Regions from separate parts of the Homo sapiens genome. Here region 2 is linked to region 1. A link is a loop called in an ENCODE intact Hi-C map of the cell type or tissue named here. Cell type or tissue: A673. All regions are shown on one strand. Region 1 holds the start of LOC105373086 (a long non-coding RNA gene). Region 2 overlaps LINC01310 (long intergenic non-protein coding RNA 1310).

Region 1 (4,000 bases):
TGTGTGTGTGAATGTACGTATGTATGTGTGCATGCCTATGTGTGCCTTTGTGTATGTGGGTGTGTTCACATGTCTGTGTGAGTGTGCACCTGCATGTGTGTGAATGTATGCACTTATGCGTGCATGCCTGTGTGTGCTTTTGTGTATGTGAGTGCGTTCACGTGTCTGTGTGAGTGTGCACCTGCGTGTGTGTGGCTGTGTGTGTTTGCATACCTGTGTGTGTGCCTTTGTGTATGTGAGTGTGTTCATGTGTGTGTGAGTGTGCACCTGCGTGTGTGTGAATGTATGCATGTATGCGTGCATGCCTGTGTGTGCTTTTGTGTATGTGAGTGCGTTCACGCGTCTGTGTGAGTGTGCACCTGCGTGTGTGTGGCTGTGTGTGTGCATACCTGTGTGTGCGCCTTTGTGTATGTGCGTGTATGTAAGTGCATTCATGTGTGTGTGAGTGTGCACATGCTTGTGTGTGTGTCTTTCTGGATGCCTGAGTGTGCCGTGTGTGCATGTGTGTTGGGGAGCACTTGGGATGAGGGTGTGCACTTCTGGAATGACTTGTCAGTGGCCCTGCTGGGTCCCGTCTTGACCCCACCTCACCCGGCCTTGCTTCCAGGTGGGGCCCTGCTGCTTGCTGAGCTCCTTCAGCCCCGGCCAGTCCTTCACAGGTGGAGGAAGCACCCGCTCTCCAGGCCTGGTTCCACGGCTTCCATCCCTGTGACACCTGAGGCAGACCCTCGCCCCAGCCAGGCCGACCTCAGCGGGGGCTCCAGCCTGCACCCAGGCTGGGAAGGCCTGTGAGCTGCTGGGCTGTGCTGGTGGCGTAAGGGACCCAGCCGTTCCTCCCGAGGTGCCTGCCCTGCCCTTCCCCGGGGAGAAGCGTCCCTCCTGCTGGAGGAGCCCCGGGGCTGTATGGCTGTTCCGAATGCTCGCGGACGGGGTCTGTCTCCTTTCTGTGGCCTCCCACCGACCCTGCTGTGCCTCCCTGTTCTGGGAAAGCCGGTACCTTGTTTGAAAAAACGGATTTTAACAACATATTTCTCACAGCCTGCTTCCCAGAGATCTCGCCAGGATTTCTGGTCACTCCTCGGGTTCAGAGAGCCTCACAACAACGCCGGGAGTGGGTTTGGGAGCAGATTTGGGAGTGGATTTGGGAGCCCCTCTGCCCGCTGGGGAGGAATGCCTCACCTCGGGGCTGGGTGCCCACCACCACAGGCCGGCTGAATTCGCCCACATGCGCCCCTCTGGTCCCGTGGTGACACGGAGCTTCGGGGAAAAGTCAGCAGACAGGAACAGGAAGCAAGGATCCTGCCCCATCTGGGACACACAGCGTGGGGACCTGGGAAGCGTCACCCACCTGGCTGAGCCTGGGTTTCTCCGTCTATGTGAAGGTGTCAACGAGGGCTCTCACCCAGGCCCCTCCTGAGAACGCAGCCAGAGACTCCTCTCATCCCATCATCGTGAACCCGAGACCACACCTGTGAAGGGGGCCCCAGCCCAACACCGAAGGACTCCAGAACCCCCAGAGAGCAGAGACTTCACCAGAAGCTCCTTTCTTTAAAAAAAAAAAAAAAATCCCTTTTAAAACATTTTCAGCCACGTGATCAAAAGTAAAATTTGCCCATCTAATTTATTAAACTTCCACCCAAACTTAGACATCAAATGTTTTATTAATATTTTCTATCATCCCTACAAGTTAAACCAGCCATGAAAATTACCTTCAACAGAAAAAAAAAAAATGTCGAAAATGTATTCATTTATAGGAGCCACACAGCGGCCCTCCTTTGGCAATTTAATCAGAAATGACTGAGGTGTGCCCGAATACGTTTTCTCTGATACAAATATTAAAATATTTAATTAATGTCAATCAGGCCCAGAAGAAAGAACTGTTCACAGCAGCCATTTACCCAGAGCAGCTGCCAGGCCGAGCCTCAGGCCCAGGCTCAGTGCCCCCTCCCCGGAGCCCCCAGGCAGAAAAGGAGGAACCACCCTGAGGCCACCTGCAGGTCCCTGGCAGCCCAGAGCGTGCCCGGATGTGATGTGTCCTCTGTGGGTGACAGAGCTAAGGAGGTACCTGGGCACACCGTCCATACCCCCTCCCTTCCATCCTTCCTCTCTCTATTTCCCTCTCTCCCTTCCTAATTCCTTCCTTCCTAATTCCCTCCCTCTCTCCCTCCCTCCCTCCCTCCCTCCTTCCCTCCCTCCCTCCCTCCCTCCCTCCCTCCCTCCCTTCCTTCCTTCCTTCCTTCCTTCCTTCCTTCCTTCCTTCCTTCCTCTTTTTAAATTCTTGTTGACTTTTCTTCCAGGAGACCTCATGTTGTAGACTCTGGGAACCCAAATACTAAGGGTGTGGATATTTTCAACAAAAATAAAAATGCTCTCCCGGGGCTGAATTGAGCTTCGTGGGTTGCTATGACCCAAACACCCCTGCGTCTGTGAGCTCATGCTGTGGGAGCCGCTGCCTGCGGGCTCCAAGTGACAGGTGTGTGTGCCCAGGAGGGCCTCTGACTGGCTCACAGGTGTCTCCAGGCAGGGTGCTGGGGGTGGGGGGTGGGGGTGCCCAACACGAAGTGCATGTGGGTGCCACAGCCCATCTGGTCCTCAGAGCGAGGCCGGCGCCGGGATGTGTGCAGTCGTCTGCGTGAAAAAGGCAAGACACAAGCAGGGGCTTCTGGAAACTGTGACACCCCTGCCCGGGCCTGTGGGCGGCCCTGCACGGATGCTGTTAGTGTGAAGTTGTCCTTGGTGTGCAGTGAGGCCGGGGGCTGTCCACAGAGTCAGCTCTCCAGGCCTCTGCTCCTCCATCCAGGACACCAGGGCCAGGCCTGCAGCCACAGCGGGTCTGGGAGGTTCTGAGGAGGCCGCTGAAGGGGGGCCTCTGACGCCCTGGGCTGAGTTTAATGTGCATGGAATTTGGCACGGTCTCCAGGCGTGGGGACCGGTGGGGGCCTGTCTACTTCTCCTGCAAAGCTGGGCCCTCGAGGACCCTGGATCTCCGTCTCCAGAAGCACCCAGAAGCTTCTCCCACAGGGCACCTGGGTGACAAGGCAGGTGGGAGGGACACGACATTTGTACAGGACTTTGAGGGAGGAATTATTTTCTTCTGGAGTAATTCCCGTTATGTTCCCGTCTCTCAGCCTTCTGCTTGGTATATGACCTGATGTCTTCTCCGCCTGAAATGCAATAAAAAGGCAGTTTCCCACAAGTCCTGTCATTTCGTGATTGCCGTCATGGAGGAATGGCAGCCTCCGTGCCGGGGCTAATCCTCAGTGGAAATAAAGCATGGGCTCCTTGGCACCCTTCAGCCGTTGGAGTAGCCCCTGGGAACTGAGGAACAGGCAGATCGGCACCTGCCTCGCCCCTCCCCAAGCAGCCGATACCCCCACCCAGGCGTCACCCCAGAGACCAGGCTCGGACAGACTCCTCATGCAGCTGATATCTCCACCCCGGGCGTCACCCTAGAGAGCAGGCTCAGACAGACTTGGAATTATCTCTCGCTCACATTAACAAATGCCCAGAGGTGGAGCACGTGGGTGACAGTACACGCTCCTCCACTTCCCATGAAGCCTCCTAGAAATTAAACTCACAGAGGTGGGGAGGAAGCTCTCGCTGATGGCTGTGGGCGGGAAGAGGGGAAGGTCAGAGGATGCTGAAACCCAGCCTACGTTGGGGTCGCAGCTACCCACAACCCAGAGTGGGCTGGATCCACACAAAACTCCCAACAGCCTGGGGGCTCCTGGGTGCCAGGTGTGGTGCCCACTGCCTTTAACACAGGTGGCCTCCACCCCTTTTACAGGCCAGAAAACTAAGGCTCAGTGAGGTCACGTGCCTCACCAGGTCCCACCGAGATCTAGCTTTAAACCTGACTCAGACTCAGCCTTGTCCAGCCCCAGTAACCTATGAGTTCACCACCACTCAACATATTCGTCACTGGACTCAGGGCCCCCGTGGCCTGGCCAACCTCCTGGCCTTCCTGGCACACCACAGAGCCTCAGGAGCCTAGCCTCGC
Region 2 (4,000 bases), 220 kb after region 1:
TCCTAAACTCTCTGATAAATCTGAGAAGGGTTGCTTTCAGTTTGTTCAGGAAAGACATGGTGCCTGCCTGTGGCCCCAGCTACTCGGGAGGCTGAGGCGAGAAGATGGCTTCAGCCCGGCAGTTCAAGGCTACAGTAAGCTATGGTCGCCACTGCTCTCTAGCCTGGGCGACACAGTGAGACCCTGCCTCTAAAAAAAAAAAAAAAAGGAGAAAGTGAGAGAAACGAGATAAGACATAAATACCAATATCGTGAATGAAGGAAGGGACTCATTACAGGCACAGTATAAATTCAAAGGATGAAAAGAAACATGAGTAAATTTATGCAATAAATTGGACAACATAGACAAAATGAAAATCATCCTTGAAAGGCACAAATTATCAATATTGAAGAAAGGAGTACCAAATCTGAATAGTCATTAAATGCATAATTTATAGTCTCTCCTCAAAGAAAACTCCAGACCTGGATGCATTCAGTGATGGATTCTGTCAAACACTAAGGAAGAAACAGCACCAGTCCCAAGTGAGCTCTTCCAGAAAACAGAAAAGAAAAACCTTCCATCTTATTCTATGTGTCCAGCATCACCACGATTATGATGAGGGGAAAATCACACAACGTTAACTTTTAAAAATATCATGAATATAGATGCCAATGTTTATAAATTATTAGCAAATTGAATCTAGATACATATGTATACAAAGACATAGACACATGCCTATACATATATATATATATATATATATATATATATATATATATATATATACATGTCTGTGTATATCTGTGTGTGCACGTGTGTATATTCATTCCCAGGAATGTCAGGTGGATTTAGAAAATTGATCAATGTAACACCCTATATTAACAGAATATAGAAGAAAGTCAATAAATTCGACACAGGCATCTGACAATATTCATTATTCACTGACAGAAACAAACCTGAAAATGCAGATTGAAGAAGGAATAACATTTTTATGTGAAGGTGACATGAGCAGAATATCCTACGGAATCTGAATGATCTCAGCAAGACCACAAAGGTAACTGTATTTCTAAATACTAACAATGAACCAATGGGAAATTTAATTATCAATATTTACAGTAGCATGAAAAAAGCATGAAATACTTAGGGATAATTTTTTGAAATAGTGTAAGATCTGTATACTTAGAATCATAAAATACTACTAAGAAAAATATGAAACGAAAGCCCTAAATAAATGGAATGATAGAGGAAATTCGTGAAGTAGAAGAAACAATATTTTTAGCACAACAATTCTGCCCGACAAGACTTATACAATCAATGCCATCCCAATACAAATCCCAGCAGGATTTTTTTTTCTAAATAGAAATATGTAAGTGATTCTAACATTTATAGGACAACGCAAAGGATCTAGAATAATGAGAATAATTTTGAAAAAGAACAAATTGGAGGTTGATGGTTGCATAGGTATAAAATAGTCAATACTCATTACACTGTACTGAAAAGAATTGCATTTATTGTATTGATATCATGTCTCAATACAATGATTTTAAAAGGAAAAGCACTCCCTTCACTATGTAGCTGTGATAATGGCCTGTTTGGGGAACAGCCCCTCTCTTTGTGCATGTGACATTTCCAAAGCTGAGACAGTCCCTGGGGAAGGGAAGGACCCAGTGATTCCTCTCTGGTTTTCATATGAGATTCTGCTGGCATTATTAGCATAAAATTCAATGTTCTGGATTAGGGAATGGGGAAATTAATGCGATTTGCATTTCACAGAAAAATTTCTGTGACATGTGGCAGCGATGATAATTCCCATGCAGTCCGTGGGAGCAAGGGCAGCCTCAGGCATGACAGAGTCTCAGGGACAGCACTTGCAGCTCCTCAGCCACCGGGCCGTGGTCCCCAAGAAGAGGCAGCTGCTGGGTTTGACGCTTGCTCATTCCGAAAGTTGCGCCACACTTAAAGGTTCGTTTTGGAGTCGGGGGGATTTCTGAATCCAAGCAGGTGGAGACATCTGGCCCATCAGACAGGATGGCCAGCAGCCGCCCCAGGGAAGGTGTCCCGGCCGTCAGCCCCTGCTGTAGCAGCCTCACTTTGCAGGACACCCAGAGGTTCCTGAGCATGAGTCTGGAAATCTCACGGAAAAGGCACACATTTGGAAGCAGGTCCTGCGCACTGATAGTGGGATGCCTGATTCAGCGGAGAGAGAAGAAGCCTTTGGCAACTGACCAACACGTGTGTCGATTCATTCATTTGCTTAAGTCTTGAAAACACATCATATGCCAGGCACTGTACAAGATGCTTGGAATGTAATAGAAGGAAGGAAGGAAGGAAGGAAGGAAGGAAGGAAGGAAGGAAGGAAGGAAGGAAGGAAGGAAGGAAATCCCTACCTTCATTGAGCTAATATTCTAGCAGAAGACAAGCAAGACAAACAAGAAATAAGTAAATTATCACGTGTATATTTGGGTAGGAAGCACATGCTAAACCCGCTGGGCTGGAGGCTGCTCTGTCTACTGCCCACCTGGTGTTTCCCTTCCCCCTTCCTCCCCGCTGGATGAACCTGGCTTTTGCCCTGCTCTGGATGTGAGCCCTTTGCGGGGAGGGTCTCTAGGGCTCCATCAGTGAAGGGGCTCAGGGAATGTTTACCCTGCGTTGCTGGAGGAGGAAGCGATGGGGGGGATGGGGATGGAGCATCAGGTTCCAGATCTCAGAGCACCCAGGACTGAGCTCTGGGTATCCCTGCCATGGAAGGCAGGAGGGAGGAAGTGATGGGGGTGGAGCATTAGGTTCCAGATCTCAGAGCACCTGGGACTGAGCTCCAGGTGTCCCTGTCATGGGGAGGCAGGAGGGACAGGGGCCTGACTTGTGCCCCATGGCCGTGGTGGCACACACTGTCTCAGATGCCTGGAGGCTCATGTTAATTTCCCCAGTGCCCTACAAGAACAGCCATGTTCCTCAGTGAGACGAACAAGGTGGACCTGGGCAAAGCCAGGGACGAGACCACAGAAGCCCCGCGGCTGCTTCTCGGAGCCAGGGGAGGGGCCGGACCAGCCTAGCCTCCTGGACTTTATCAGGTCCTGAGCTCTATAGAGGCTGAAGCTGTGGCTTTGGAGCCTTTGTTGTGTGTTATGTTTCTGCTGTGGGGACCTCCAGGGCTCTTCAGACCAGGAAGAGCCTGAGGCCCCCAGGGAGCAGGTGCATGTGCACATACAGGGGTGAGGAAGCCACGTAGGGCCAGAGAGGCAGAGGAGGGTGAACTCTGGCCTTCCCAGTAGCATCCAGGGAGGAAGCTGGGAGGGGCAGCAGGGTGGTGGGTGGGGGACAGGAGGACTCGGCCTCACAGGAGCCCAAGAGGGACAGGACTCGCAGTGGGGAGGCTGGCTGGGGGTGTGTAGAGACCCAGCGGGGAACCAGACCAGAGCTGCTTCCTGGGGTGTTGGGGTGGATGCCCAGATGGGGAGGCAGGGGGATGGCCACCTCTTAGAGTTTTGGTAAATGTGTGCCAAATAAGAAAATGAACAGCGGGGCGGGCATCAGTTCACCACCTCCATCACTCCTCAGACTCCAGTGTTCAACCTGGCCCTCCCTTCTGAGCACCTCGTGCTTCCCTGGAGCCCTGCTCCCAGCTGCAGAGCCAGAGGATGTGCTGCCAGGGAGAAGCTCGCACGCTGCTCAGAATAGGACACCCCCAGATGGATCTCAGGTCCCTAGAGAGACAGCTGGGGGCTGCAGACTGGCTCGGCCCCGGGAGGGCACCAGCTCGCCCCCTCACACTAAGAACCCAGGGTGAGACTGCATCTTTAAAAATAAAAGCCACATCTTGACAAAACAACACCAGTGCATGGACCCTTGAGAGCCGTTTAATCCACACCAGCAGGAAGCCCCCGGCACAGGGTGTGTGCTCCCGCTGCTGCTGGAGGAAGATCATGCAGACACACGGGCGATGTGGAGGTGCCACGGCCCCCTGATTCCGGGGGCACGCCATTATGATGGAAATTTTGGCTGAAATGATGGTAATAGGTGA

What was found. Peaks named below come from ENCODE experiments on the same cell type or tissue, not always from the same donor. Only the 100,000 strongest peaks of a DNase experiment are listed, where the experiment ranks them.
Region 2: it touches region 1 in a loop (14-fold over the local background); 1 of 110 quality-filtered maps calls a loop at or near these places.

What each region holds. Positions count from the first base shown.
Region 1 is chr22:49,092,331-49,096,330 of GRCh38, reverse strand. LOC105373086 (a long non-coding RNA gene) reads right to left here and starts at 675. Exons shown (of 3, transcript XR_938333.1): 1 at 587-675. In A673, no CTCF peak of the experiment used is centred here; DNase peaks (open chromatin) are centred at 2,030 and 2,360; H3K27ac peaks cover 3,123 bases.
Region 2 is chr22:48,871,003-48,875,002 of GRCh38, reverse strand. All of the region lies in intron 1 of LINC01310 (long intergenic non-protein coding RNA 1310), which reads right to left. Among named protein-coding and RNA genes, the nearest start is that of LINC01310, 6.2 kb to the right of the region's middle. RefSeq lists an enhancer at 2,520-3,020. In A673, no CTCF peak of the experiment used is centred here; DNase peaks (open chromatin) are centred at 1,842, 2,202, 2,522, 3,672 and 1 weaker place; H3K4me3 peaks cover 328 bases; H3K27ac peaks cover 3,922 bases.